Regions from separate parts of the Homo sapiens genome. Here all the other regions are linked to region 1. Evidence: read pairs that join two places in POLR2A ChIA-PET (ENCODE). Cell type or tissue: GM12878. All regions are shown on one strand. Links, peaks and the distances in the headings refer to the core of each region. The heading gives the core; the rest is flanking DNA.

The links. Peaks named below come from ENCODE experiments on the same cell type or tissue, not always from the same donor. Only the 100,000 strongest peaks of a DNase experiment are listed, where the experiment ranks them.
Region 2: POLR2A ChIA-PET joins it to region 1 with 6 read pairs; 2 of 35 experiments call an interaction of 5 or more read pairs at or near these places.
Region 3: POLR2A ChIA-PET joins it to region 1 with 8 read pairs; 3 of 35 experiments call an interaction of 5 or more read pairs at or near these places.
Region 4: POLR2A ChIA-PET joins it to region 1 with 7 read pairs; 2 of 35 experiments call an interaction of 5 or more read pairs at or near these places.
Region 5: POLR2A ChIA-PET joins it to region 1 with 5 read pairs; 2 of 35 experiments call an interaction of 5 or more read pairs at or near these places.

The regions. Positions count from the first base shown.
Region 1 is chr2:229,996,797-230,002,944 of GRCh38, forward strand. It overlaps FBXO36 (F-box protein 36), which reads left to right. Exons shown (of 4, transcript NM_174899.5): 3 at 1-127. Among named protein-coding and RNA genes, the nearest start is that of SLC16A14, 69 kb to the right of the region's middle. In GM12878, for the core only: no CTCF peak of the experiment used is centred there; a DNase peak (open chromatin) is centred at 3,815; H3K4me3 peaks cover 470 bases; H3K27ac peaks cover 1,026 bases.
Region 2 is chr2:229,864,287-229,870,434 of GRCh38, forward strand. The region is part of intron 2 of TRIP12 (thyroid hormone receptor interactor 12); the gene reads right to left. Among named protein-coding and RNA genes, the nearest start is that of TRIP12, 55 kb to the right of the region's middle. In GM12878, for the core only: no CTCF peak of the experiment used is centred there; no DNase peak of the experiment used is centred there.
Region 3 is chr2:229,830,370-229,836,517 of GRCh38, forward strand. TRIP12 (thyroid hormone receptor interactor 12) reads right to left here. Exons shown (of 42, transcript NM_001348323.3): 7 at 387-470. Among named protein-coding and RNA genes, the nearest start is that of TRIP12, 89 kb to the right of the region's middle. In GM12878, for the core only: no CTCF peak of the experiment used is centred there; a DNase peak (open chromatin) is centred at 2,322; H3K27ac peaks cover 352 bases.
Region 4 is chr2:229,940,042-229,946,189 of GRCh38, forward strand. The region is part of intron 1 of FBXO36 (F-box protein 36); the gene reads left to right. Among named protein-coding and RNA genes, the nearest start is that of FBXO36, 21 kb to the left of the region's middle. RefSeq lists an enhancer at 3,785-4,285. In GM12878, for the core only: no CTCF peak of the experiment used is centred there; no DNase peak of the experiment used is centred there.
Region 5 is chr2:229,873,786-229,879,933 of GRCh38, forward strand. All of the region lies in intron 2 of TRIP12 (thyroid hormone receptor interactor 12), which reads right to left. Among named protein-coding and RNA genes, the nearest start is that of TRIP12, 45 kb to the right of the region's middle. In GM12878, for the core only: no CTCF peak of the experiment used is centred there; no DNase peak of the experiment used is centred there.

The sequences.
Region 1 (6,148 bases), core at 733-5,732:
CAATTTGTGCAAAGGTAAATTTGACTTCCTTGAACGGCTCTCAGACGATTTGCTCCTGACTATCATTTCTTATCTGGATCTTGAAGATATTGCCAGGCTTTGTCAAACATCACACAGATTTGCAAAGGTAACGGTCAATTATTTTATGTCTATATAGAATTTTCCATGTGCTTTCTAAAAAAAATTTTTAACATAGCAATCATTTGTTGAGTACTAACTTTGTGATGGACACTGTCTTAGGTGCACAAGCAGCAGAGATGAAATGACATTCCTCCCCTCAAAGAACTTACAGTATTATAGTAGAGATTCATGTAAATGCAAATAATTATAATACAGCGTGATCAGTTCAACAAGGGATGTGTATGCAAGGTACAAAGAGAGTGCAAAGTGATTTTCTCTGCCTGGCTTCACAAAAGCAGGTTACTTTATCTAGCTTTTGAGGGTGAAGTTGGTGAAGACAGGTGATCTGGGTTAGGGGGCATTCCAAGTCAAGGAACAACCAAGCAGAAGCATAGTGGCGTAAGAGAATAGGGCACTTTGGGAGGCCGAGGTGGGTGGATCACCTGAGGTCAGGAGTTTGAGACCAGCCTGGCCAACATGGGGAAACCCCATCTCTACTAAAAATACAAAAATTAGCTGGGCGTGGTGGCAGGTGTTTGTAATCCCAGCTACTCAGGAGGCTGAGGCAGGAGAATCACTTGAACCCGGGAGGTGGAGGTTGCAGTGAGCCAAGATCTCGCCACTGAACTCCAGCCTGGGTGACAGAGCGAGACTCTGACTCAAAAAAAAAAAAAAAAGAGAGAGAGAATAGGGCAAGGAGGACAACCTGACATCCGCGTTTCCATTTCTTCTAGTAATAGCCTTTGCTGCATTTCCTGTCTCCCAATATGTGTGTTTCAGTGGGCTGTCCATTGCAGTGTCCTGTTTTCTTCCTTGCCCGAAGCTGACAAGATGCATTGTCTCACTGCTTGAAATCCTCAGCAGAATGACCCAAGAGCAGGAAGCACAGTTAGTGCTGATTTCAGCCATTGTCAAGGCTTCAGTGTGACCTTTGTCAGTTGTACTCCCTGGATCCTGGAAGATACCTTGGTCCCTAACCCTTCTGTTGTTCCTTCAACTCCAGAACCCCCAATGCTACCCCACAATCACACACATACTACTTTTCCATTAAATCTCTTTTTGGCTTAAGTAAATCAGAATGGGAATCTGTTGCTTGCAACTGAGGAACCCTGACTAGCTCGGTATTTAGCTGTAATGTGTTGGGGCAATGTCCATTTATAAAAGAACATACAACATTTTCCAAGATGATTCAAATCATAATCTTATTATCTAAAAAGCCAACATTTTTTCCCAATAATGCAATAAAATGTCTTTATTTTTAAAATTAATTTTAATTCAGGCACAGTGGCTCATGACTGTAATTCCAGCACTTTGGGAGGCTGAGGAGGGAGGATTGGTTGAGCCTAGGAATTTGAGATCAACTTGGGCAAAATAGGGAGATTCCATCTCCACAGTACATTTTTAAAAAATTAGCTGAGTGTTATGGCCGGGCGCGGTGGCTCATGCCTGTAATCCCAGCACTTTGGGAGGCTGAGGCGGTTGGATCACCTGAGGTTGGGAGTTTGAGACCAGCCTGACCAGCATGGAGAAAACCTGTCTCTACTAAAAATACAAAATTAGCCAAGCGTGGTAGCACATGCCTGTAATCCCAGCTACTAGGGGGGCTGAGGCAGGAGAATCGCTTGAACCCGGGAGGCGGAGGTTGTGGTGAGCCAAGATCGTGCCATTGCACTCCAGCCTGGGCAACAAGAGCGAAACTCAGTCTCAGAAAAAAAAAAAAAAAGAATTTCTGAGTGTCATGGCATGCCCCTGTAGTCCCAGTTACTCTGGAGGCTGAATAGGAGGATCACTTGAGCCCAGGACGTTGAGGTTACAGTGAGTTGTGTTCATACCACTGTACCCCAGCCTGGACAACAGAACAAAACCCTGTCTCAAAAAACATAATTTTTTTTTTTTTTTTTTTTGAGACCGAGTCTCTGTCTGTCGCCCAGGCTGAAGTGCAGTGGCGCGATCTCGGCTTACTACAAGCTCTGCCTCCCAGGTTCACGCCATTCTCCTGCCTCAGCCTCCCGAGTAGCTGGGACTACAGGTGCCCGCCACCACACCCGGCTAATTTTTTGTATTTTTAGTAGAGACGGGGTTTCACCGTGTTAGCCAGGATGGTCTCGATCTCCTGACGTTGTGATCTGCCCGCCTCAGCCTCCCAAAGTGCTGGGATTACAAGCGTGAGCCACCGCGCCTGGCCAAAAATAATTTTAAGTAATGTAATTTTTTTTTTTTTTTTTTTTGAGACAGAGTCTTTCTCTGTCGCCCAGGCCAGAGTGCAATGGCATGATCTCCGCTGACTGCAACCTCCGCCTATTGGGTTCAAGTGATTCTTGTGCCTCAGCTTCCCGAGTAACTGGGATTACAGGCACCCACCATCATGCCCAGCTAATTTTTATATTTTTAGTACAGACGGGGTTTCCCCGTGTTGGCCAGGCTGATCTCAAACTCCTGACCTCAGGTGATCCACCCACCTCGGCCTCCCAAAGTGCTGGGATTACAGGTGTGAGCCACCGCGCCCGGCCTTAAGTAATATAATCTGTATTATAGTACTTAATATATTCCTTTTGAGAGTGTGTGTGTGTGTATATATATATGTATATATATATATATATGTATGTGTATATATACACACACACACATATTTAATTTTTAAAAGAGAGGTGGGATTTCATTGTGTTGCCCAGGTTGCTCTTGAACTCCTGGGCTCAAATGATCCTCCCACCTCAGCCTCCCAAAGTGCTGAGATTACAGGTGTGAGCCACCTTCCTGTCCAAATATATATATGTATATATATGTATTTTTTAACTTATATTTTGGGTTCAGGCATACATGTGAAGGTTTGTTACACAGGTAAACTCATGTCACAGGGTTTTTTTGTACAGATTATTTAATCACCCAGGTTAATTATTAAACCCAATACCCAATAGTTATGTTTTCTGCTCCTCCTCTTCCTCCCACCCTCCACCCTCAAGTAGACACCAGTATCTATTGTTTCCTTCTTTGTATTCATAAGTTCTCATCATTTAGCTCCCCAAAATATATTTTTTACTTGATTTTCCTACCTAAAAATGGAAAGCTGAAAACAAGTACTATTGTATATATTTTTGCCATTAAATAAGTATCCTAAAGTTGAAATTTTGTGCTTGGTGCTGATAAGAAGCTGATTATTAGGGCCTGGCACGGTGGCTCACACCTGTAATCCCAGCACTTTGGGAGGCCGAGGTGGGTGGATCACCTGAGGTCAGGAGTTTGAGACCAGCCTGGCCAACATAGGGAAACCACATCTCAACTAAAAATACAAAAATTAGCTGGGCCTGGTGGCACAGGCCTGTAATCCCAGGTAGTTGGGAGGCTGAGGCAGGATTGCTGCTTGAACTCAGGATGTGGAGGTTGCAGTGAGCCAAGATCACACCACTGCACTGCAGCCTGGACAACAGAGTGAGACTGTCTCAAAAAAAAAAAAAAAAAAAAAAAGAAGCAGCAGCAGCTGATTATTCATACTTTAAATGAAAAGAGAATTCTACGTAAATAAAATATGCAAGTGGGGATCTAGCAAAAGTTTCTGCGCTGTTGCAGGGCCTGGATTTGATTTTCTATCAAATCCTTCCATTTACTTTCAGTAAATTTCTGCTCCTGCAAGTAAATGGAAGGATTTGATAGGAAACAGCAGCAAGTGAGTGGCTTCTGGTAGTTATTTCTCACGCTGAGCGGCTGCCTTCTCTCCAAGTTTTACTCACTTCCACTATTACTTTCACTCTTAGTGTCCTGCTATTATTTCAGTGCAGTCTTGAAAACATTCTCCATAATTTAGCCAGTGCTCTGAAGTAGGTCTTCTCTAGGTTGCTGATTTCAGCCCTGAGCATCTTTACAGAGCAGAATTATTAGAAGATGGAACATGACTCAGGGCTGCTGCTTTTATTCTCCCCGCATAACATTAACCACTTTTCTTTTTTTTTTTTTTTTTTTTTTGAGTCAGAGTCTCGCTCGGTCACCCAGGCTGGAGTTCAGTGGTGAGATCTCAGCTCATGCAACCTCCACCTCCTGGGTTCAAGGGATTCTCCTGCCTCAGCCTCCTGAGTAGCTGGGTGGGACTACAGGTGCTTGCCACCATGCCTGGCTAATTTTTGCATTTTCAGTAGAGACTGGGTTTCACCATGTTGGCCAGGTTGGTCTTGAACTCCTGGCCTCAAGTGATCCACCTACCTCAGCCTCCCAAAGTGTTGAGATTACAGGCGTGAGCCACTGCACCCAGCCAACCACTTTTTTTCTTATTTGCACACAGGGAAAGAAGGAAAACCACTTATTTCTGTTGTCAATCTAAGTTTTATCTCTGTTCCATTTACCTGTTACACACTTCATTTATAAGTTATTTTCTTTTTCTTTTTTCTTTTTTTTTCTTTTGAGACAGAGTCTCGCTCTGTTGCCCAGGCTGGAGTGCAATGGCACCATCTCGGCTCACTGCAACCTCTGCCTCCTGGGTTCAAGCAATTCTGCTGCCTCAGCCTCCCGAGTAGCTGGGATTACAGGCACCCACCACTGTGCCTGGCTAATTTTTGTATTTTTAGTAGACACGGGGTTTCGCCATGTTGTCCAGGCTGGTTTTGGACTCCTGACCTCAGGTGATCCACCTGCCTCGGCCTCCCAAAGTGCTGGGATTGCAGGCATGAGCCACCATGCCCAACCTTATAAGTTATTTTCATTTAACTACTTTATTAATGAAAAAAAGGCTTCCTTTTCAAATTCCGGGGGACAAGTTTATTACCAAATTATTTGTGTCCAGTCCAGCTCCTTCCTCTTTACCTCAGGGAGGGAGTTGCTCCTCTCCTGCTCAAGATCAGTGCTACCTGACACGTGGTTCCAGGGCCTACTCCTGGGAATTTCACTTATTTCCTTTCTCTTCTGTTTGTTATTGTTACTATTATTGTTTTTTTAAGAGACAAAGTCACTCCATCACCCAGGCTGGAGTGCAGTGGCATGATCTCTGCTAACTGCAATCTCCGCCTCCCAGGTTCAAGCGATTCTCATGCGTCAGCCTCCTGAGTAGCTGGAATTACAAGTGCAAGCCACCACACCTGGCTAATTTTATTTTATTTTATTTTATTTCTGTATTTTTGGTAGAGACGGGGTTTTACCACGTTGGCCAGGCTGGTCTCGAACTCCTGACCTCAAGTGATCAGCCTGCCTCAGCTTCCCAAAGTGCTGGGATTACAGGCATGAGCCATTGCTCGGCCTATTGTTATTTTTTTTTTAACTTTTAATTACCCAGCTTCCCCCATGTTGACATCTTACATAACCATGGTACATTTATAAAAACTAGGCAATTAATATTGGTACAACACTATTAACTAAAATACAGATGTTATTAGAATTTCATTAGTTTTTTCAATAATGTCCTTTTGCTGTTTTATGTCCAATCTAGCTTACTACACTGCATTTAGTAATTAAATCTTTCTCTGTTTTTTCCCCCCCGTACGTTAATTTTTTTTTTTTCCTTTTTGAGACAGGGTCTTGCTTTGTTACACAGTCTGGAGTGCAATGGCATGATTACAGCTCACTGCAACCTCCACCCCCTGGGCTCAAGTGATCCTTCCACCTCAGCCTCCTGGGTAGCTGGGACTACAGGCCTGCGCCACCATACCCAGCTAATTTTTGTATTTTTTGTAGAGACAGGGTTTTGCCATCTTGCGCTGGTTGGTCTTGAATTTTGGGGCTGAAGCAATCCTCCTGCTTCAGCCTCCCAAAGTGTTAGGATTACAGGCATGCGCCACCATGCCCGGCATTAATTTTTTTCTCAAATCAGTTTCATCCTTCAAAAAACAAAAACTATCCTTATCCAATCTCTCTTCTTCAAAAATGGTTTACATAGCAGTTAATGCTCAGCAAACCAGCAGCATTAGTGACTTTATAACCCATGATGAAATGAGAATAATAAGGATGATATAAAGTTTTTGATAAAGCTAAACTTGTTTTATTTAAATGACCGTCTTTCAGTGGATGTTAGATCTTTCCTATTTTGGGGAGGGTTGAAATATTCCTTCTT
Region 2 (6,148 bases), core at 527-5,526, 130 kb before region 1:
TCTCCCAATAAAATTTGCACCAATAAATCCACTTGAGACTTATTTTTGTATTTTCTCCTTTTAAGTGTAACTTTTTAAAGGCATTTTTTAAAAAGCTTCAAAAAATTAAAAATATAATTATTCTTGGGTAGACTTTCCTGTTATCTTCTTCCTTTAGAAACAAAGGAGTAAATGGTTTTGAACTTGTTGAGACTGCTTTTGACAGTACAAGGTATGGTGGTTTTAGAAACCACTGGAATAGCTATTTCTTTCACTAAATTATTTCTGCCAGATTTTCAACTTTTTTTTTTTTTTGGTGTAATGTCTTCAAATATTACCAAACCTTCCTCTTTAATTGAAAGGTCTTTCCCCATTTTCAGTTTATACATTAGCACTGTGGGAAAAACTGCTTATGAACCAACACTACTTCCACGTTATATTGACATTATTTCTCTATTTACCAAGTGTGTATGGGCCAATTCACATTAAAGAAACCAACACTGCAACAGAACAGACTATAATCAACTCTGGGTTATGTGCTTTCAAGATCATTATGTGCTTTCAAGATCATTTGGGTTATGAAGCCTCAAATGCCTCTGAGTGTTAACTTTTAGGCACATAGTATTGACTGTACCCTTCCACCTACATTTGTACTGCTATTTAGTCAAATCCTTTACAGTAGTCCACAGAATTAAAAACCATCTCTAGTCCAGAGGACATCTAAAAGAGACCTAAACTTTATATCAAGAGCACAATATTGGGCCAGGTGTGGTGGCTCATGCCTGTAATCCCAGCACTTTGGAAGGTTGAAAGCAGGTGGATTGCTTGAGCTCAGGAGTTCAAACAGACCAGCCTGGGCAACATGGTGAAACACTGTCTCCACAAAAAATACAAAAATTAGCAGGGTGTAGTGGTACACACCTGTATTCCTAGCTACTCGGGAAGCTGGGGTGGGGAAGATCACTCGAGCCTAGCAGGTCAAAGCTGCAGTGAGCTATGGTTGCACCACTGCACTCCAGCCTGGGCAATAGAGTGAGATCCTCTCTCAACTACAAAAAAAAAAAAAAAAAAAAAAAAAGAAAGAAAGAAAGCAAAATGCTGTCTCAATGTTAGGAAAAATGAGGAAAGTGGCTAGTTACAAGTAGCTAGTTAATTCCTATTATAGGTATTACACTGCCTGAATTTAATTTTTATGCTAGACATATTCACAGCTTATATGATATGCATATATATAATATACACACACATTACCACTTATATTTGGTAATATATGCATGTATTACATAATATACATGCATATATTACCAAATATAAATGGATTGTGGGTTTAATTACAACTCTAAATTTGTTTGTGTATATGTGTATACAGACACATTTTTATGCTTTTCTACTTTAAATACACAATTATAACATTATAGTTTTGTCTTCTAAAAATTAGATATTTTATTTCAAATGCTGGAAAATCCATGTTTTAAAAGAGCCATTGATTTTCAATAATTAATGGTGGAAAGTTCACTTTAAACCACTTTAAATAAGTAACTCACTAATGTTCCCTGTAAAACGCACTGTTTTTCTATTTCTATTACAAAAAGAAGCTTGATTCATCTGATCAATGTTCCTATCTTTAGTTACACTGAAACACTAGCCCAAATGATTCTATAATTTAAAGTAAAGCAGTATTTCTAAACAGCAAAAATACTGCCCCTAGGAAGCATTCTGGAAACATACACTGGGAAGCGGCAGTGCTATTCCCATTTAGCAGGTGTGGATTAGAGGTAAAGATGAGCAACATACAGAACAAAAAGACCCAACTGTCCCATGCCCCATGTATTTCAAACAGTCTTGGTAATATATGAAAACCTTATGAAAAGCCCTGACAGTGTGGCAGTGACATAGGTGAAAAACGTGCTTGCAATTTCTCAGATTTGTTTTGCACAGTTCTTACATATTAAATTTTCCAAGAATGCAACGACAAGCGATTATACTATTTTTTTGGCAGCTTTACCAAGAGTCAGGCACCGTTTTTAATGCCTATGATGAAAATGCTGCTTATGGCATTTAAGTCCATTGTTGTAACTGTCACATTCAGTGACTCCAAATACAGATGCACTATAATTTTGTGTCACTGTGTCCAAGCATTTACCTATTGAGATGTTATTTTTGTTATCAACTATTTTCCTTTTGTTTATCTTTGTAAAATGCTAAGACATTATATCAATATTTCTAAACTGTGTGTAGGCAGGTATTTTATTTCTTCATTTATTTGAAGATATTAAAAGAGCATAATAAAAATATTTATATGATATACATTATAGACAGGGAGCACTGCCTCTGATAGAGTTGAGAACCATTGTACTAAGCTACTCATTTCAAAAGATGTTAGGTTTGCCACCAACAAATATATGCAAGTCCCAACAGGGCACATAAATATAGGTAACAGTCTAGTCCCTGTCCTCAAAGAGGTCAGAGTCTCATAAAACAAAGTAATCTACCAGGTACTCTCCATAGATGTTTCCAACGAATACTTTTAGCAGGAGAATATAAGCTTTATAGGCCACACCATTTAAACCTGGCCCTGAAGGATGAAAAGCTGAGGAAAAAAAGCTTTCCAGTCAAAAGCAGAATACAGGCAAAGGCAGAGGCAGGAAATTTTAAAGCCCATACAGTAACTGGCAAATGATATAAATTGCCCTGAACATGGAGATACATCAGAAAATATGGATGAAAGGATGTTCACCACTATGCAATTCATTCATGTAACCAAAAACTACTTGTACCCTGAAAGCTACTGAAATAAGCAAAGTATATATATATACACACACACATAGAGGGTTTTTTTTTTTGTTTTTTTTTTTAAGTGTAGGCTATGGTCAGACAGGGAAGGTTTTTTTTTGTTTGTTTGTTTGTTTTTTTTTTTTGAGACAGATACTCACTCTGTCACCCAGGCTGAAGTGTAGTGGCATGATCTCAGCTCACTGCAACCTCTGCCTCCTGGGTTCAAGAGATTCTCCTGCCTCAGCCACCTGAGTAGCTAGGACTACAGGTGCCTGCCACCATGCCTGGCTAATTTTTATATTTTTAGTAAAGATGGGATTTCACTATGTTGGCCAGGCTGGTCTCGAACTTCTGACCTCAAATGATCCTCCTGCCTCAGCTTCCCAAGTTGTGGGATTACAGGTATGAGCCACTGTGCCCGGCCAAAATAAATGTCTGAAGACTTTAGAGATAGTATATGAGAAAAAGGGAGGAAAACACCACTATTAATTTTCTAAAAAGGAGCCCTCTGCCTTCTTTTTCTCTCTGTATTACAAGAAAACAGCCTTCCAAATGTGATAAAAAAGCTTGCAGTTAGTATAAGAATCATTTGTATATATATTTTTAAGTGACACTGAACACTTTTAAGAAGGCATTCCAAGACTGGGAAAGCTTTTTAAAAGTGGTTTGGAGTATCAGAAGAATGAAAGCAAATCCTCAGTGAGGGATATGAGACAATCTATGGCAGCTGACAATTTCTTATAGGTTTTCCAGTATGCTTATGATGTGACTTTGACTCAATTCCAAACTTGATTAAAATAAAGCATAGTGCAAAGGAAATTACTAATAGAAAACATATAAACTATTACTTTGTAGGCCCCCCCAAAAAATTTAACACGGGTACTACTAAGAATCAAATGTTTCTAACTTCCAACTACAGAAAAGTAGCCTCTGCTTCTCCTTAGACCAAGGCAACCATGCCATTGTTGAATACAGCACCATATTATCTTGCCTCCTGATCCCAAGGCCTGATGGGACAGACTAGTTTCAGCATTACCAATGCAGCAGGCACACAGGTCTCCACAGCTAAAACTCCAGGCTGCCTAATTAGAGCAGTAAGATTTACTATTGCTGAAAAGAGCAAGTTACAAATTACCCAGCCGATTCTAGAATACTTACTTTCATTCATTCATTCATTTATTTTTTGAGACAGGGTCTCTAGTCCAGGCTGGAGTGCAGCGGTGTAATCTTGGCTTACTGCAGCCTCAACTTCCTGAGCTCAGGTGATCCTCCCACTTCACCCTCCCAAGTAGCTGGGACTACAGACACTTACGACCACACCTGGCTAATTTACTGTATTTTTAGTAGAGACAGGGTTTCGCCATTTTGCCCAGGCTGCTCTTGAACTCCTGGGCTCAAACGATCTGCCTGCTTCAGCCTCCCAAAGTACTGACATTACAGGCATGAGACACTGCGCCCAACCAATTCTAGTATAAATACCTTTAAAAAGTGGCTCAAATTCAGTCATAAGAGGCATTAAATTATTTTTGCATCACATCATGTCTCCCCATAACATTCTCCTCCTCCCAAACAAGAAGCAGTTTGAACTTGCTTCTGACTGAACAAATGAGAGGACAAAAAAAGAGACAGGAAAGAAATAAGAATTAAAGAATATAAAAGGAAGGCACTCACACCGGTTAAACAGACGAATGAAGAAAACACACGGGACCAGTGGCTAAGTTTCACTAAGTAGGCTTTAGGGAAACAAACTATCATAGAGATGCAAATAAGAATGCAAAATAACGTATAAACATCCTATGACAGCTACATCTCAAGAATATTCTGTTTTTCCTTTTTCTAGATGCAAGGTAGGATGGTACTTGTCCAACCACTTGGAAGCACGTACTGCCATGTGACTTGCTTCAGCCAAGGGAATGTGAACAGAAGTGAATCACTGCTGGGGGAAGTTTTGGAGATTCAAGAGTACAGTTCACCATATTCTCTTACTTGACAACACAGCAAGGTATCTGAATATCTGAATGTGCAGGCATGGAGCAGAGCTTACCACTGACCTGGACAGACAACCTTTTTAGTGGCTAGATTATAACCACTAATATCTAGGAGATGTTTTTTCCTGTAGTATTATCTAACCCACCTTGCTACATAGCCCATTTTAACTATGCCCTATTTCAACCCTTCCTTACTCCAATCATGTTTTCATCATTTCAGTAAAAAAGAAAGTCACATTTCTGTGCCCAGAAATTCCAAGGAAACAAATATCCTTTTCTAACCCATACTAGTAATTGTTGAACACCTACCACTTACCAGCAAATTAACACAATACACGCAACTTCGAAATAAAACCCAGACTGTGAAAGGAATTAATGAGACCACATGTCAAAGACAAATATAGTTGACATATACCACACCTGCTTTGCAACTGTTGCTTCAGCCTCAGAGCCCAGATCAATGAGGTCATCTCTAGAAATGTTTCTCATCTGACTCTAGTAACAACCTGTATCCCCATTCCCCCTACCGAGCTGGGTTGCTTTCTGGGTTCTTTCCCTGGTAGGAAAAGAAAAACCCTACCCTACCCTCATTTCTATAACTACTATAGAGCACGGTGCTTACTAACGTGGTGTTCAACAGATGAATGAATATAATCTTATACTGATGTTGTATTAAGGCAGAACTCTAAAATGCCAAAAGAGGCATTATTAAAATAACACATGCATTATCTCCAGAATCAGAACAACAGTGGAATAATCAATCCTAGAAAAGGCTAAGAGTCAACACAACTTTAAAGAACTACTAACGAATTTAAACTTGCCAGAACGTTAGCACACACATACTCTTTGCTCTTCTCTGCCTGTCCATCTTCCTCCATAAGGCACATACACAGTAGTTGGCAACTTCAGATTCACATCTTCCCATCTTTGTCACCAGAAAGAAAAAAGCTAAATCTTCCAACTTTTCTCATCTTGATCATGTGACCACACCAGGCTTATCACTGTGCTCAGAAAGAGGGAGTACGTCGATTCCCCTAGCTTTCACCAAAGGTTAAGGAATAGCTAACAGGATCAGAGTAAAACTGTATTAGAACAGAGTAACTACCCATCAAAACGCATGGGAAGCCATTCCACAAGACTACTGTTTTAAGGAGAGGTGCCGTGCACAACAAAAACCATGAAGAACATTATTTATTGCCACCTCCATGAAAATGGTATAATCTTTTTAATAATTCAAAATGAAAGAGGGCTTGATCTAGCTTCAGAAGATGAGAGGCCTAAAAGTTAAGCCTTAAGGCACAGGGAAAGAAATAAACATGGTGTACAAAGAGATGGTGAGATCTGCCTGGATGGACATGACATGGTAGCAAGAAGCAGTAACGTAAGGACAGATGAACAGAGAGGAG
Region 3 (6,148 bases), core at 446-5,445, 170 kb before region 1:
CCAATAATGGAACACTAGGCCTAAGTGGGTTAAATGCATTCATAATGCTACTGGATACCAGACAAAAATATATTAAGGTACCCATTTTTCAAGATTTTTAACTTATTTATTACTGAAACCAGCTACACATGCAACCACAATTTAAAAATTTTAAACAAAAATAAATATGTAAGGCTTCATCTAGTGAAACAGTAAACACGAAGAGGCGGACAGCTCATCTTCCAATTCCAAATCATGAAATTGCTACTAAAAATTTTTTTTTCTTGGAGGTGCAGGCACTGCTAGATTATGGTCAAATGAATTTAACTAAATTAATTTCAATAAAGAATGGTATTAACAGGTAGCTCATGGTAATGGTTTCTTATAGGCTCAATAACTGTTTTTACCTTGCAAACGTCCCATCTCGGAATCATCTGATTCACTCTCCCCAGAGGTGGTCATGCCAACAGCCCCTGCAACAGAACTAGAGGCTTGGGGTGGAGGGGAAAGATGAGGGTTAGGAGGAGCACTTAAACACATTATGTCTGGCTTACCTTAGAAAAACCAAAGTTTTGCGGACTACAATTGAATAAAGGCAATTAAACTTGTCTTGCTACTGTACACTCAGCTGTTCTTCTAGACTTTATCCTGTAGCTTTTAGGAATGAAAGGAGAGCTCAACTATTTTAGTATTAAAAAGGTTGTATTTTTATGCTTGTTTTTCATTTATATGTGGCTTTTGACAAATTTCTTGTGCCGTTGAAACTGTTCTTTAATTAAGATGTCCTGAATCCCTCTTCTGAAAGTCAATAAAGAACATACTGCTGTAACAATTGTGATTATTTAACAGATGGCCAATTAGTAACAAAAATAATAAAAAGGCAAAATAGACATTTGGGGGAAATGTTGTATGTAGACGTCTGCCTTCTAAGTCTGCTTTATTTCCGGACTACAGTCTTGATACAATCATTTATCTGTTTTCATTAACTTCAAGAGTGCAAAAAGATATTACAACTAACAGATGACTGCTATGAAGCATGAAGGAGGTTGGGCATGGTGGCTCACTCCTGTAATACCAACACTTTGCGGACCATGGCAGAAGGATCATTTAAGCTCAGGGGTTCAAGACCAACCCGGGCAATATAGTGAGACTTGTAGTCCCAGCTACTGAGTTGGGCATGCCTGAGTCGAGAGCACTGCTTGGGCCCAGGAGGTAGAGGCTGCAGTGTGCCGTGATCGTGCCACTGCACTCCAGCCTGAGCGGCAGGGCCAGACTCTGTCTCAAAACAAAAACAAGAAGTATGAAAGACAGGGCAACTAAAGTGTCAAAACTAGTGTGAAATGAAGAGTTAAGACTCAGGATACTATTAATCGAAATACTAACCTGACCAACAATGACAAAAAAACAGTCTAAGCTAATGGAGGTAGAGTCTATTATAAATCTGAACAGGAAGTAAAACCATATTCCTGCAAAACTAGCAGTTAATTGTGCCTCTATGTGTCTGCTGAGGTCAAAGGTTTTTTTTGTTTGTTTTTTGGGTTTTTTTTTTTTTTTAACACAGATGATTGATCTACATAAGCTCTTCCACAATACCTTAAGCCCTATATACTGCACAGATTGTGACAGAATGCAAGCCAGGAAGAATATTTTTGTCATAATTGTTAAAGAGGCATGTGTGAATAACATATGCGAGTTTAAAGAGCTTGTCTGAAGAAAAAGATGCCAAAATACCAGCCACTGACTGTATTTTCATATTACCATTCTCTTCACACACCATTAAGTATTTTCTATGTAACTTCATTATTGGGATTAAAAAAAAAATTCTTAGAAAAGCTTATGGTTTAAAACAGGGTCAGCAAAATATGGCCCAAAGGCCAAATCCAGTCCACCACATGGTTTTGTAAATAAAAATTTTATTAGAACATAGCTGTACTCATTCATTTACAAGTCTGTGGCCGCTTTCACGCTATAATTACAGAATTGAGTACTTGCAACAGAGACTACATAAAGCATAAAACATTTACTATCTGGCCTTTTACAAAAGTGTTGGTAACTCCCCCACCACTCTGAAAAGTTTAGAGCCATAGAGAGACAGATTAACCAGAAATACTGAAGTTGTATAAAGGCTGGGCAAAACCCACACTTCTGGTAAAGAAAAAGGAAATTAACCAATAACTACACACTATAATGCTACTTACAGGTAGGCAGCATTTATGAAAACGCTTACCATACAACACAGGCATTGTCTAAGTTTCCTCATAACTGTACAAAAGGTATTATAATCATCATGCACATAAGGAAACTAAGGTTTTGTGACTTTGAGCATACTTGGCCAAGGTCAGATAGCTAGTTATGGCTGAGAGATCTGAACTCAGGAAGTCTGACTTCACAGGTTGTACCCTTAGAAACTGTATGACTCAAATATATTCTTTAGCAGTGATTTTTAATTCAAATACAGTTGCTTCTTCACATTATACAGAAATGCTGTTAACGAATACTGTTACTAGGTACAATAATAACTGAAATGGCTCTTAAACTTATCTTAAGACTATTCCATCTATGTAGGAAGCAAATACCGAGTTTTAACAAATGAAATAGTGGGTATTTTTTAAAACACACTCTGGAGCCCATACATTAAAAAACAAACACACAGAAATCTAACCTGTTAGAGTACTGCTGGGTTTTTAAGTTTATTTATCAGAGAATCTACTTGATTTTACTTTAAAATGTTCTCCAGACCTACAACCATTAAAGGTTTCTACCTAACATTACTTCTTAAATATTTTATTCTAACGACTTTCATAATGAATATCTCAAACTGCACTGCCACAAAGACATCAATTAATCAAAACATAAAACCTATAGAAGAACATAATTAAAAGAGATGCTAAGGTTCTATTATAGCAGGGTCCCAACCTTTGGGGAGCCACAGAATCTTTTTTATTTTTATTTTTTTGAGACAGGGTCTTGCTCTCTTGCCCAAGCTGAAGTGCAATGGTGCAATTTACAGCTCACTGCAACTTCCGCCTCCAGGGCTCAAGCGATCCTCCTGCCTCCGCCTCCTGAGTAGCTGGTACCACAGGTACATGCCACCAAGTCTGGCTAAGTTTTGTATTTTTTTGTAGAGACAGGGTTTCACCATGTTGCCCAGGCTGATCTCAGACTCCTGAACTCAAGTGATCCACCTGCCTCGGCCTCTGAATGTTGGAGTTACAGGTGTGAGCTACTGCCAGAAGTCTGATTATCAGTAGAGGGTAGGGTGCTGGTTTTGACAGAAATTGGAAACTAATTGTGAAGAAAAGGATTCTTTTGCCATACCTCTGATAGCAAGTATTAAGCTTTTGTTCCCTTTTATGAAGTAGTTTAGGTTATCTAAAGTGGGAGTTTAGATATGAGTTATGAGTTATCTAATTTTGTAAAACATATATAAAAACTATTTTTGTATATGTTTTACAAAATTAGTTTGGTTTTACCAAAACAAAACAAAAAAAAAACAAAAAAACTACTAGTTTTGTATGTTTTACAAAATTAGAAGACTTAAACCAGCCAAGCCTCTGGCTAATTTAAGTAGTAGTATAGAGATAGCTGTTCTGTAAGGTCATGCAGATACGAAAATGTAATTAATCAACAGCAGTCAGCTACAGTTCTTTCGTCAAGGCTTCAAACCTCCTTAGGCATAGGCCAGATTTGTTCCCAGAGTCAAATATAAAAATGTGACTATCAGTAGATAAAATCCAATGCCAGATTTTCAACAGATATTTCCCGTTTAGTCTTAGCCTATCTTCACAGTACTGTGTAAGACAGTTTCCAATACACACAAGTGAAAATACTGGAGAGATGTTGTCTAAATCAGAATGCAAACATTCTACATGGAGTGACAAATTTTTATACTTTAACCAATTGATGCAAAGTTAACAAAATTGGACCACTTTCTTTATGTGATCTAACCCTGATCATTTCTTCCGAAACTATAAAGCTACCCAATGCAAAATGAAGCTGACATTATTTTACAAGCATAAAGAAAAATAGTTCATTCCTTACTTTAGTACCACTAGCATTTGCAAGACTTTATCAACACTATAAAGGTCTGTACAGTTCTGATTATGTCCAAATCTACGAATGCATAGCAGACCAGGTGCAGAGGCTCACGCCTGTAATCCCAGCACTTTGGGAGGCCAAGGTGGGCAGATCACTTGAGGTCAGGAGTTGGACAGCAGCCCGGCCAACATGGTGAAACCCCTTCTGTACTAAAAATACAAAAATTAGCCGGCTGTGGTGTCAGGCACTTGTAGTCCCAACTACTTAGGAGGCTGAGGCAAGAGAATCACTTGAACCCAGGAGGCAGAGGCTGCAGTGAGCTGAGATTGCAACACAGCACTCCAACCTGGGCAACAGAGAGAAACTTTTCCTCAAAGAAGAAAAAAAAAAAGAATGCACAGGAGTCTGCCTCTGACTCGTGGGAAAGCGTGGCAAACACTACACTTTCAACTTCAAAGGCTAGCATTTCTTACATGAAGAGCTAATGTGGTTGGGCTTTTTAAAATAATAACAACATTATTTCCAAATAAATGTTTCCAATGGAGTCTTATATCGACTATACAAGTACTATCCGAAAACGTTTACTTGTCAAAAAGAGCTCTAAGTCCACAAACCTATACACCATACTAATTTAGGTATTTTCTTCTACATTCCCATTTTACACATGCAGAAACTAAAGCACATTATCATGAAGAACTTAACGTAAAGCTGCTAAATAATTAGCTTATTTCCCCATAAATACTTTCATGAGTCAGCAGAGAAATTCCTATAATTCATAAGAGATCTATCCTCCAAAATGTAATGAAGTCAGTTTTCTAATACAAGTGCACATGCCACATGTATTTTTTATCACCAGCTACAATACACAGCTTGGGAAACACCTGTACCACACTGTAATTTGAAACATAAATGACAGTGTAATGCCTGGAACTGTTTAGAAAGGCAGTCGGATGAGCCTGATTCCTGTATGCTTTTATCCTCTTAGGTAAATAAATAGGGGAACAAAATTTTGAACCCCGTTCCCATTCCAGCCTTCAATTATATATTCGTATAAATTATATAAACTCTTGTAACTGCATTAGACAACAATGCTGTTACAAATATGCCTGGCTTTGGGAAGTCACACATCACAGCTTGTAACCCTGAGCAAGCATAAGCAATGTTTGTCTCCGTTTTTCCTCACTTAAAAAATGGTAATAATAACACTCATACCTCAGCAGGTTGTTTGGAATATTAAATAAGAATATATGTAAAGTGCTTAATACTATGGCTGGACTGCAATGTAGTGTACACTGTATATTAGTTATAATAATTACTGTAGTGAGTCTACATTAATAGCCTGCAGCTCCTTTTCTGTTACCCATTTGGGAATTGCCCCATTTCCACATTCAGGCTTCAAATAAACATTAGAAGACTGGGAAGGAGCGTACAGCACTGGGACAGACTGTGAGTCACAACCAGTTTTAATGAGTTGCAATTAAATGGACTTTCCAAATATCTACCATTTAAACCTTCAAAAAACTATTCTAGGAAAACAAATATGGGAAAAAACTCCTCTCCCACCATATAATTTATCATATAAAACTAAGAAAGTGTAGTGCTTAAAAGAAAAAAATCCTAAGCTAGAAAAAACAAGAAGACATCAATAGCGGGTAAACCACAACCTTCCTGGCAAACTATGACATATGATCAACCACAGACATTAAAGAAAATGACAACGTATCCTAATAGTAAACAATAGTATCTGAAATATCTTTATTCAAAAGGAAGTATATGCCTGTATCTAAACCTGTGTGTATCATCTGATTTAAGGGACTCATACATATAAGCCTATAGTGATTGATTTTAACATTTTTTTATCAGTTGTTCATGTCATTGAGAAATGTCAACAGAAACTACATTTTGATATCCATCAGCCAGAATTAATAGTTGAAGTATTAGCCTTGTTTTGGTACAGGTAATGGGTACATTATTTAAAGCTGAGAGAAAAGCCTTAATTTTGTGCTTCTAATATATCAAGAATAAAAATGAGAAGCCCATAACAATATAAATACTATTCTTACAGCTAAGGTTCAAACTGAATACTTGTATTTTAGGGCTTACAAAAATTCTAAATTAAAATTTATATATG
Region 4 (6,148 bases), core at 485-5,484, 57 kb before region 1:
TGCATTGCAGCCTGCTCCGCTGGAGTGAGACCCTGTCTCAAAAAAATATAAAAAAAAAAAGGCTAAGAAGCCATTGGCAACATTTTTAATGCTTTTACATTCTGCCTACTGTGTCAAACTAATTGTTCCCAATTAGTGGAGCTTGTTTAAGCTGTGACTAAAGGATGTTTTTATATAAGTGAAATAATTATTCCTAAATATGACTTTTAAACACGGATTTTGTTTAACCTTGTTTCTTTTTTGGAGGGTGGTTGGTAACACCAAGACTACTTTATTGAAAGCGTAACTAAGAGCGATTGATGGATACGTAAAGACATAGTAGGCACATCCATGTAATAGTACCGCGGTGAGGAGCATTCAGGAGTGATTCTGCCGTAATGCTTAGGTGTGTATCTGATTTATGGAAGATAGGCTGTAGGCTGTATAACCCGTGTACATATATGTTAGGGGCCGAATTATGTCTCCCCCCAAAAAGATAGTTGGAAGTCCTAACGCTGAGTACCACAGACTGTGACCTTATTTAGAAACAAGGTCATTGCAGATGAAATTAGTTAAAATGAGATCCTGCTAAAGTAGCATGGGCCCCTTATCCAATACTACTGGTGTCCTTATGTGAAGACAGACACACAGAAAGCCATGTGATGATGAAGGCAGAGATTGGAGGGATGCAGCAAAAATTGCCAAAGATTTTCAGCAAACTAGCAGAAGCTAAGAAGAGACTTCTTCCCCTTCAGAAGGAAGGAGCATGGCCTTAGTAACACCGCGATTTTGGACTTCTATCCCCAGAATCGTGAGAAATAAATTCGTGTTGTTTTAAGCCACCCCATTTGTGGTCCTTTGTTATGACAGTCCTGAGTGTGTAAAGCTATTTGTGGCCCACCTACTTGATTCGCCTAAATATGTTAGTGGGAAAATAGAGTTGCCTGGGTGTGTTGCTCGTTTCACACCTGTCCAAGCCTCCACCTGAGATAAATCACCATCTGTTTGGCACAATCCCCCTGGCCTACTGCTTGCCACTGGACCAAAGATAGACACCTGACTCTAGCGCAGTGAATCTACCGACTGACCAGCAGCCATAGGACTTGGGTGGCCTGGTGTGGAAAGAGGAGCCCCTTCTTGAAAATGGGGACGAAGCCGGGCACGGTGGCTCACGCCTGTAATTCCAGCACTTTGGGAGGCCGAGGCAGGCAGATCACGAGGTCAGGAGATCGAGACCATCCTGGCTAACACGGTGAAACCCCGTGTCTACTAAAAATACAAAAAATTAGCTGGGTGTGGTGGCACACGCCTGTAGTCCCAGGTACTCGGGAGGCTGAGGCAGGAGAATTGCTTGAACCCAGGAGGCAGAAGCTGCAGTGAGCCAAGATAGTGCCACTGCACTCCAGCCTGGGCAACAGAGCGAGACTCCGTCTCAAAAAAAACAACAACAAAAAAGAAAATGGGGACTAAGACACAGAAGAATATAGCTGTGGGGAGTAGCTTCAGGGAACTGAAATAGGTCCAGAGGAAGCTCGAAGTGGCCATTCTGAAGTTTATGCAAACTGCTGGCCAGGAGAGGCGAAAAAAAAAAAAATAGAGAAGGGACATGACAGTGGGGAAGGGGAGATAGGAGGGGATTTGTTACTCTCACTCGAGGCTGCAAGTTGCCTCTCCACAATTAATCTCACCTTTTAGTAGAGAACCCAAATTTTCAGGCCTGGCGCGGTAGCTCACACCTGCAATCCCAGCACTTTGGGAGGCCGAGGCAGGTGGATCACTTGAGGTCATGAGCTCAAGACCAGCTTGGCCAACATGGCGAAACCCTGTCTCTACTAAAATACAAAAATTGGCCGGGTGTGGTGGCGCATGCCTATAATCCCAGCTACTCAGGAGGCCAAGGCAGGAGAATTGCTTGAACCCAGGAGGCGGAGGTTGCAGTCAGCTGAGATTATGCCACTGCACTCCAGCCTGGGTGACAGAGCAAGGCTCAGTCTAAAAAGAAAAAAAAAAAATTTAGATGGGCTTAATGCTTCCCAGTAAGACTGCGTGTCCTAACCTCCCTGGCAGCTAAGTGTGACCTTGAAGCTAAGTATTAACTAAGGACTTTTAGGAGGTTTCTTTAAAGGGAGGTGGAATAGGGCTGGGCCTCTTTGTCTGGCTACTTAGAAATAAAATCAAGGGTGAGAGGTAAAATGGGTAATAGGAGGCAGCGTCCTTCCCCCACGCACCACAACCCTGTGCTGGAGCTCCCAAGAGCACATGGCATAGCAGTGCATTCTGCCATTCCGCTGTGTACCACCCTCTGTCCTGTCTTCCCTTTCCCTTTCTCTTCAGTTCTTCATTCTGTTTCCTTTTATTTCTTTTCCTTCTTGTGTGTCTTTACCTACCCTGCATAAAAATGCTGGTTAGGACCTTTGGGTTCCTCATTCTGGTTACCTGTTGGAGTGAGTCTGTATCCTGAGAAATTCATGGAGATCACCATGATTAGAAGTCATGGCTGCTGAGCCAAGCATCATAGACTTGAGGCCTAGCAGCTTCCAGGGGCTCCAGGACCATCAGGTGGGAAGGCCCTGGGGGGGTCCAGGACAGCTCCAGCCTAGCTCCACAGGGGCAGAAGTGTACCAGTGCCTACTTGCTGCTCCACCACAGGCTAGGCCACTTGTCTCCCACCACGTCTCTGGGTTTACGCGTCCCTCGACTTTTGCTGCCCATACCAAAGGCTCAGTTCTGAGCCTCAAGTTCCATTTCCTCTCACGAGAGGATGTGACGCTCTCATTCAGCCACTCTGCCCTGTTTGGGAGCTTTTTCCCACAGTCAAGCCGGTCTATTGCCCATCCTTGGATCATGTGGTAGGAGCTGATGTTTTTACCACCCGCCTCTGTCCATCTTCTTGTGGTTACAGTGCCCTGGTTTTCCACAGGAAAGCCATGCCTCCCTCACCCTTATTTTGTATGGTCCAAATAGTCTCATATGGATCCACCATCCTCAGTGTCTAGTAATGCAGAGATGGGTCCACTCCCCAATCCAAGCCAATGAGATGCTTAAGAAAGGCGCACTTCCTTTATCCCTGAACTTGGTTGTAGTGATGTTAACCAGGGTCCAGCAGTCATGCTGTCAGCACCAGAGACAACCTACCTACAGATGCAGCCAATGTGGAGGGACAGGAGCCAATAGGTGAAAGAGAGGTGGGGCCTCTGTGGCACTGTTTGAGCCTCCACAGCCAGCTAGGCATTACCGCTAGGTAAGTCAATAGGCCTCTTTTCTTTGCTCAAATCAGGTTAAGAGGGTTTTCCATCACCTGTAACTGAAAATGTCCTAACTGGTCCAGGTCAGGTGGCCACCCTGGTCCAATCAGCAGTGGCTGGAGTAGCAGGCCAGATGTCACTTGCAGAACAAAGTGTGCTCAAGTCAGCCCTTGAAATGGGGCTGTGGGACGGGCAGTGTGAAGCTGAGTCTTTCCACTATAAATAAGGCTGTGCAAGGCCAAGTTAATAGATGTTTGGAGTTCATAAATCATGGTGGCTGTGGTTATCAAATTAAAAAAAAAAAATCAAACCAAAACCACCAGTAGCCTCAAAAAGCACATGATTGGAAATGTGAGAGGCTGTCAGGAGCCCTGGCCCGTGGGCAACCTTGCTGGAAGTGCTGTGACCATGTGTGTGTTTGAACCTGGACAAACCACTGATGTAGACATCTCCCCAGATCCATTCCTCAAAACTCCCTGAAGTGATTAGATATTGAATCCCATGCCTAAGACAGAGTAGCAGTGTCTGTTTGCTGAATGAGATTCTTCCCCCAAATATGGTTTGGATTTGTGTCCTTGCCCCCATCTCAGTTCAAATTGTAATCCCAGTGTTGGAGGAGGGGCTTGGTGGGAGGTGATTAGATCATGGGGGCGGACTTCCCTCTTGCTGTTGTTGTGATAGTGAGTGAGTTCTCATGAGATCTGGTTGTTTAAAAGTGTGCAGCACCTCCCCCTTCTCTCTGTCTTCCTCCTCTGGCCACGTAAGACGGGGCCAGCTTCCCCTTCACCTTCCATCATGATTGTTAAGTTTCCAGAGGCCTCCCCAGCCATGCTTCCTGTACAGCCTGTGGAACTGTGAATCAGTTAAAGCCTCTTTTCTTTATAAATTACCCAGGTTCAGGTAGTTCTTTATAGCAATGCAAGAACAGGCTAATACACCACCCTTCTCAAAGACTGCCACTTCTATATTCTGTATTTTAGGAGTCAGCACTATTTGAGGAATTGAAATGAAACCTAAGGTAAAATAAAGCTAGCAAACAAAGGAGAGATTTGTGTAGACAGCCTAGACAAGTTTACATTCCGCATTAAACACTTGGATTTATTTAACAGTTTCATTTATGACTTTACAGTTGTTTAATAAATATTACGGCATTCCAGCTAGGAAGATAGTATCACCCCTTTAAACATGAGAAAATCAAATGAATGGCTTAAGGCAAAAAATTCTTTTATTAGTACCCAAAAGTGTAGACTTTGTTATTACTTTAAATTTAGAAAAGTAAATTTTCAATAGTTAGTGGCTAGCAAAACTGGTATTTTTTTTCTTTTTCTTTTTTTTTTTTTTTTTTGAGACGGAGTCACGCTCTGTCGCCCAGGCTGGAGTGTGGTGGCGCCATCTTGGCTCACTGCAAGCTCCGCCTCCTGGGTTCATACCATTCTCCTGCTTCAGCCTCCCGAGTAGCTGGGACTACAGGCGCCCACCACCACGCCCGGCTAATTTTTTTGTATTTTTAGTAGAGACGGGGTTTCACCATGTTAGCCAGGATGGTCTCAATCTCCTGACCTCGTGATCCACCCACCTCGGACTCCCAAAGTGCTGGGATTACAGGCGTGAGCCACCACACCCAGCCCCAAAACTGATATTTTTGTGTGAACTAATAAATAATTTAGTTAGGTTTATTTAGAAAATAAACTTTAAGGATTTAGGGATTTGCAAACTTCAGTTTGAAATAGGTTTAGACAGCTAAAGATCTTTGGATTTTGTAAAGAGAAAATTAATTGAAGAAAGAATTTAAGGTAAATATGATTTATGACTATTCTGTTTTAGATGTGAAGCGGTAAACAATATTGGGCCACAGATTGGGAGTAGAGTGGGGGAAGGAAGACAGGAAGACAGCAGTGAGGTAAAGGAGAGTTTGTAAGTCATTCATAACCAACACTACCCATTTAGCATGATAGTTATGAATATACCAAGGCCTTTTAGACCACTCTGAAATGCACATTGACCCTCTCTTTTAAATCATGAATTTCTGTTTTTTTGTTTGTTTGTTTGTTCTTTGTTTTAGCTGGAATCTGCCTCTGTCACCCAGGCTGGAGTGCAGTGGCGCAATCTCGGCTCACTGCAACCTCCACCTCCCAGGTTCAAGCAGTTCTCCTGCCTTTGCCTCCCGAGTAGCTGGGAGTACAGGTGCCCGCCACCACGCCTGGCTAATTTTTGTATTTTTGATAGAGACGCATTTCACCATGTTGGCCAGGCTGGTCTCAAACTCCCGACCTCAGGTGATCCACCCGCCTTGGCTTCCCACAGTGCTGGGATTACAGGCATGACCCACCACACCTGACCTAAATCATGAATTTCTCCCTTAATTTGTGCAAAATTTAGTGTACCTGGATTTCCTTCTGTGTTCTTCTCTATCCTTAAGATTTTTCAGTTCAGAAATATTCTTGTTTGGGATAGATATTAAAAGATGAAACTGGAAGCCAGGCGCGGTGGCTCATGCCTGTAATCCCAGCACTTTGGGAGGCTGAGGCAGGCGGATCATCTGAGTTCAGGAGTTTGAGACCAGCCTGGCCAACATGGGGAAACCCTGTCTCTACGAAAAATACAAAATTAGCCAGGCATGTTGGCGCATGCCTGTAATCCCAGCTACTTTGGAGGCTGAGGCAGGAGAGTCCCTTGAACCCGGGAGGCGGAGGTTGCAATGAGCTGAGATTACGCCATTGTACTCCAGCCTGGGTAACGAGAGCGAAACTCCATCTAAAAAAAAAAAAAAAGACAAAACTGGTAATTGGGAGGATGAAAAGGAAGTAAAACAGGAGTAAGAACTTTGCATTGCGGCCCCAGGGGGTTGTGGTGGAGGGAAGGAAGCGGAAGCAGGTACCTGAGACCATAGGACTGTACTTCCATGGGACATGTATGATCCAGGT
Region 5 (6,148 bases), core at 793-5,792, 120 kb before region 1:
AATTGAGTTTTTACTGAGTAATACATAATTATTAAAACTTTGCAGGCAAATTTTTTGATGGGGGTGAGAAGTAGGCAACTGTATACAAGCATTTCCTCTCATCATTCAAAAACTTCAGACAGATTCTAGTCAGATGTAAAAACGGGTCCATAACAAAGCTGAGGAAAAATTTATTCTTAGCATGGAGAAGGCAAAGGAAGAAAAACAGAGTTGGTAGACTTAATTATCTGATTTTAAAATGTTGTAGAAATTAAAATAAACCATAAAAAAAAAACAGAAAAAAAATTTGTCCATGTTAGTGAATCAACACCTTTCACATAAAGGGCCCTAATAAAAGAGTAAGTATCTCCAAAATTAGACAAAAGACGCTAACAAACAGCTCAGAAAATAAATGAAAATGGCCCACGGAGCAAATTTTTCCACTCTATAGTAAACGAAGAAATGCTAACTTTAAACCAAGGAATTCTTTTTCCCCACAAACTTTTCTTTTTAAAAAGGGTATGCTCTATTGACTAGGATTTGGCAAAATGAGGACTCTCATGAAGTATTAGAAGTATTAAATTGGCCCAAGATTTCTGAAAGACAAAAGTCTTCAAAATATTCATACCCTTAGATTCTGTAAACCCATTTTCAAGAATTCGACTTGATAAAACCAGCTCACATTCAAATATGATAGGCATAAGCAATATTTTTTACAGCAAAAATCTGAGGAAAAAACCTAGAGGCCCAAATTTAAATCATGGGCTTTTATATTAAAGAAAATCATGGAGCCACTTTAAATTACCTCATGGAAGAATGTTACAGAATTCCAGAAAATACATCTAGTGATAACATCATCCCTATTATTTGTATGTTGCAAGTATACATATATTGATCTCTGTGGAATTTTGAAAAAAACAAAAAGAAGCTACACGTATAGAAAAGACTGTAAGAACATAGACTAGAAATATTAACCATGGTTATCTCTGAGTGGTAGGATTAAAATTGTTTTCTTTAATTTTCCTGAAGCGTCCCAATTTTCTATTCTCAATATGCACTGTTTATATAGTTAAATCAACCTTGAAGACACTACCACTAAAGCAATCTTAAAGTTGCTATAAAATTAAATTCAATCCTACCACTGCCACTTGAGAAAAACAAGAAAAAGCACACGGTATAATAAAAACGCTACTGCATTGCCAAGAGGGAGGTGGTAGCCTACAAATACCTGTGCTAGAACTGGAAAAGGCTAGGTAGTATCCCTGAGAGCAAGTCAACAGAGAAGCAGTGGAAAGGAGTGATTTCCTATAGAAGAAAAAGAGAACAGAAAAGAGAGGAACAGGTCAGCTACAATCCAAAAAATTAGAGAGGAAAGGGGCTAAGAAAAATAATAGAAGAGGAATAAGATGCCTAGTTCAACTGTGGATAGTGATGAAGGATGGGTGAAAAGGAGAGCAGAGGTAAAATTAAAAGGGATTAAATATATCCTCAGACTCTACTTTCATTTATCTTAAGAATGAATTTAAACTATTTTTAAAAAGAAACCATCTTGATTTGGGAGAAAGGCACAAGAGGTCACTGGAAGGAGGTTACACAAAGAAGACAGCTTAATGCAGAGGTTTAGAAAAAAACAGAGTGGGTCAAAAATGAATCCTAGCACAAATCCTAGGAGAGAAAAGTGCTACTTAAATTCAAAACTAAAGTTTATACCCTCTTCTAACACTCCCTCATCATACGGATCCAGTGGGCTGCAATGAAACACTCTGGCATAATGAAAAGGTACACTGACTTTACAGTCAAGAGGTCTGGAAACAAGTCCTGACTACACACTAGCTATACAAAGTTGAGCAAGCTTCCACATTTGTAAGAGAGATTACATATTTAATTTCTGAGTTTCAACTGAAAGAATGTGTAATAATTTTTTAAACTTAAAACACTCCATTAATGCTGTTGTGTAACTGCTATTATTATCATTAGTTGAATCACTGTATCACTGTGAATACCTTTATGGGGCAAGTCAACCATTTTCAGGAAACGAAGGCTACAATGACAGCATTTTACTTAGGAAGGCTAAACGAGTCACATGAAGAGAATAAATATATAGCTGTAATTGTTCTCTCCCAATTAATCCCAATCCTCTCACTCCCAAAACTCCCTGGAAAGGTTTCTGAGAGTTTAGATAATTGCTAGAACAGTACACTCTATAGGGGTTTCAAAAGTCAATCTGGGTCAGGTGCAGTGGCTCATGCCTGTAATCCCAGCACTTTGGGAGGCTGAAGTGGGTGGATCACCTGAGGTCAGGAGTTCAAGACCAGCCTGGCCGACATAGTGAAACCTCGTCTTTACTAAAAATACAAAAATTAGCCAGGTGTGGTGGCCCGTGCCTGTAATCCCAGCTACTCAGGAGGCTGAGAGGCAGGAGAATTGCTAGAACCCAGGGGGAGGAGGTTGCAGTGAGCCCGGATGATGCCACTGCACTCCAGCCTGTGTGACAAGAGCAAAACTCCATCTCAACAAAACAAAACAAAAATATATCAACCTGGGGGCTGATAAGAAGGCCTTCAAAGTTACTCCCAGTCTTGACATTTTATTATGAGCAAAAGAATCAAGCCAAGACGGCAAAATGATATTTAGAAGAGCCAGCATCTTCTCATCTCATTTGCATTCTTAAAACTAATAAGATGTTTTGGCTAAAGCTCTAAATTTCTATGTCCTGATCACACTCTTCACAACTGAGCATATTATTGACTGGCTTAAACTACATGAACTACAACAAGATTTGTCATTCTACAAATCTAATCGAGTTCCATCTCTGTTACAACTTTGAGCTACTTAAACCAACACATCTTAATCGCTAGTATTAACCACTTCCATTTATGTCCCACTACTTTGTTTATTACTTATTTATTTTTTGAGACAGGGTCTTTCTCTGTCGCCCAGGCTGGAATGCACTGGCGTGCCCAGTCATAGTTCACTGAAACCTTGAACTCCTCGGCTCAAGCGATCCTCCCACCTCAGCCTCCTATGTAGCTAGAAATATCAGTGTGTTCCACTGTGCGCAGCTAATTTATTTTTTGTAGAAACAGAAAACTTCTACATGTGTCTTGTGATGACACATGATGTGTATTGCTATGTTGCCCAGGCTGGTCTCGAACTCCTGGCCACAAGTGATCATCCCACCTCAGCCACCTCAAGTACTGAGATTATAGTCATGAGCCACCATGCTCGGCCTTACTCATTTTTTTAAAATACATGATACTAGGTTGGTGCAAAAGTAATTGTGATTTTTGCTATTAAAAAAAACTGCAAAAATCACAATTACTTTTGCATCAAGTTAAATACACAGCTGGGCATACTGGCAGGCGCCTGTCTTCTCAACTACTTGCGATGCAGTGAGCTATGATTCCATCACTGCACTACAGCCAGAAAAATAGAGTTAGACTCTGTCTCTAAAAATAAAATAAAAACATAATACAATTTACAAAATTTTTTAGGCTGGGCGCTGTGGCTCATGCCTGTAATCCCAGCACTTTGGGAGGCCAAGGCGGTTGGATCAGGAGTTCAAGACCAGCCTGGCCAAGATGGTGAAACCTCGTCTCTACTAAAAACACAAAAATTAGCCGGGCAAGGTGGCAGGCGCCTGTAATCCCAGCTACTACTTGGGAGGCTGAGGCAGGAGAATCACTTGAACCCAGAGGGCAGAGGCTGCAGTGAGCAGAGATCACAGCACTGCACTCCGGCCTGAGTGACAGAGTAAGACTCCGTCTCAAAAAATAAATTAAAAAAAATTTTTTAATCTACATAACACTGATATATAGAAAAAATGACCATGCTGAAACACTGTGGATTTTAGAAGCAATGCGCTGTTGATAGCCCACAATGATTGTCAGTTCACATGCAAGAGTCCCAATGCAACCTGAGGATTAATATGCATAAAACCGCAGTTGTTCTAAAGGTACAAGTTACTTACATGCACATACATAATGTACATCTACACGCAGTTTTTTAAAAGACAGAAGAAATGTCAATAGTAACCAATGTCAACAGCACACGTTATAAGTGTGGAATTATGTTTTTCTTTTTAGTTTTCTATATATTCAAAATAATCTAAAATGAACATGTAACACTTTTATTACAGGAGGAATAATATTTTAAAATCAGTCACATGAAGTTGAGTGTGGCTGCTCCAAAGAATAACCTGAATGTAAAAGAGCAAACATTTTCAGAACAGAGCTCTATATACTAAGTATAAGTGATAAGAGCTTAACATGCTAAAATACTGAAGTTTACCAATAATCCTATGAAATAGCTATCCCATTCTGTGGACTAAGAAACTGAGGTTTCCTGAAACTCTTAACAAAAGACACATAGCTATTTAATGGCAGAGGCAGAAATCACACACAAAGGCTGGGCGCGGTGGCTAACACCTATAATCCGAGCACTCTGAGGCCAAGGCCAATGGATCACTTGAGGTCAGGAGTTTGAGATCAGCCTGACCAACATGGTGAAACACCATCTCTACTAAAAATACAGAAATTAGCCAGGTGTGATGATGCGTGCCTGAAATCCCAGCTACTTGGGAGGCTGAGGCAGGAGAATCGCTTGAACCCGGGAGGTGGAGGTTGCAGTGAGCCAAGATCATGCCGCTGCACTCCAGCCTGGGCGACAGCAACTGTTTTAAAAAAAAAAAAAAAGAAAACAAAACAAAAAGAAATCACACGCAAAGCTGCCCTAGTCCAAAGTCCCTATGCTTAACCACTAAATAGTCTGACATCACCATGATGTGCTTTTATTCTTTACATTTGACATTAAAAAAAAATTTTTTTTTTTTGAGACGGAGTCTCGCTCTGTCTGTCGCCCAGGCTGGAGTGCAGTGGCGTGATCTCGCTCACTGCAAGCTCCGCCTCCCGGGTTCACGCCATTCTCCTGCCTCAGCCTCCCGAGTAGCTGGGACTACAGGCGCCCACCACCATGCCCAGCTAAATTTTTTTGTATTTTTGGTAGAGACGGGGTTTCACCATGTTAGCCAGGATGGTCTCGATCTCCTGACCTCGTGATCCGCCCACCTTGGCCTCCCAAAGTGCTGGGATTACAGGTGTGAGCCACCGCGCCCGGCCTAAAAAATTTTTAAATACTTTACTAGATAATATGCATTCATGGTTATGGCCGCAAACTGCTGTATGAGATAATCCTATTAGAATTCAGCAGCTGAGCGCAGTGACTCACACCTATAATCCCAGCACTTTGGGAGGCCGAGGCGGGTGAATCGCTTGAGGTCAGGAGTTTGAGACCAGCTTGGCCACCGTGGCAAAATCTTGTCTCTGTGTCTCAAAAAACATTAGCTGGGTGCGGTGGTGCACACCTGTAATCCCAGCTACTTGGGGGACTGAGGTGGAAGGATTTTTAAGCCTCAGAAGCAGAGGTTGCAGTGAGCTGAAATAGTGCCACTGCACTCCAGCCTGGGTAACAGAGCGATGAGACTCTCAAAAACAAAAAAATTTAACAATTATCCATCACAAGCTAAACGTAATCAATGTTAGTCCCAAAATTAGAGAACTAGGCCTTGCAAGAAGAGTTCTGAGTATTTTTTACATGAAGTGACAGTCCTTGGCTAAATCTGACTTGGAGTATTACATTCAAGAAAACACATCTGATCTGATTCTTCACACTACTTCATATGTAACTACTCCAACTAAAAAGAAACACCAGACCACTAAAAACATAAGACAACTCGTTCACTAACAAAGTCAGAGTGCCTCACTACCCTGTTAATATCTATGCTGTCAAAAGGCATGATGAGGACAAAAGCTCAAAAGCTGAGTATTAAAACTCAAGTTCTTAAAACAAATGAGGCCTCTTTTCCATAAAGTATCATTAAGTCAACACATAAGGAAAAAGACCACGAATGGTGAAAGATGTGTTGTAACATACATTTAACGAAGTGAAGAGAAAGGGCAAACAAAACATGACACACCACATGCTAAATGAGGTGTCTGATCATGTCAGTGGCTATGAACTACTTCTTTGAGTCTAGCATATCTGGGGAAAAATTTAGGAACTGCTTTGGATTCCAGTTTGCTTTTAAGTACCTGGCTCACAAATCAGGAAAAATTACCCATATGCAATGAACCATTCAAGTTTTGGACCTCGCAAGGAGGCTTAAAAATAT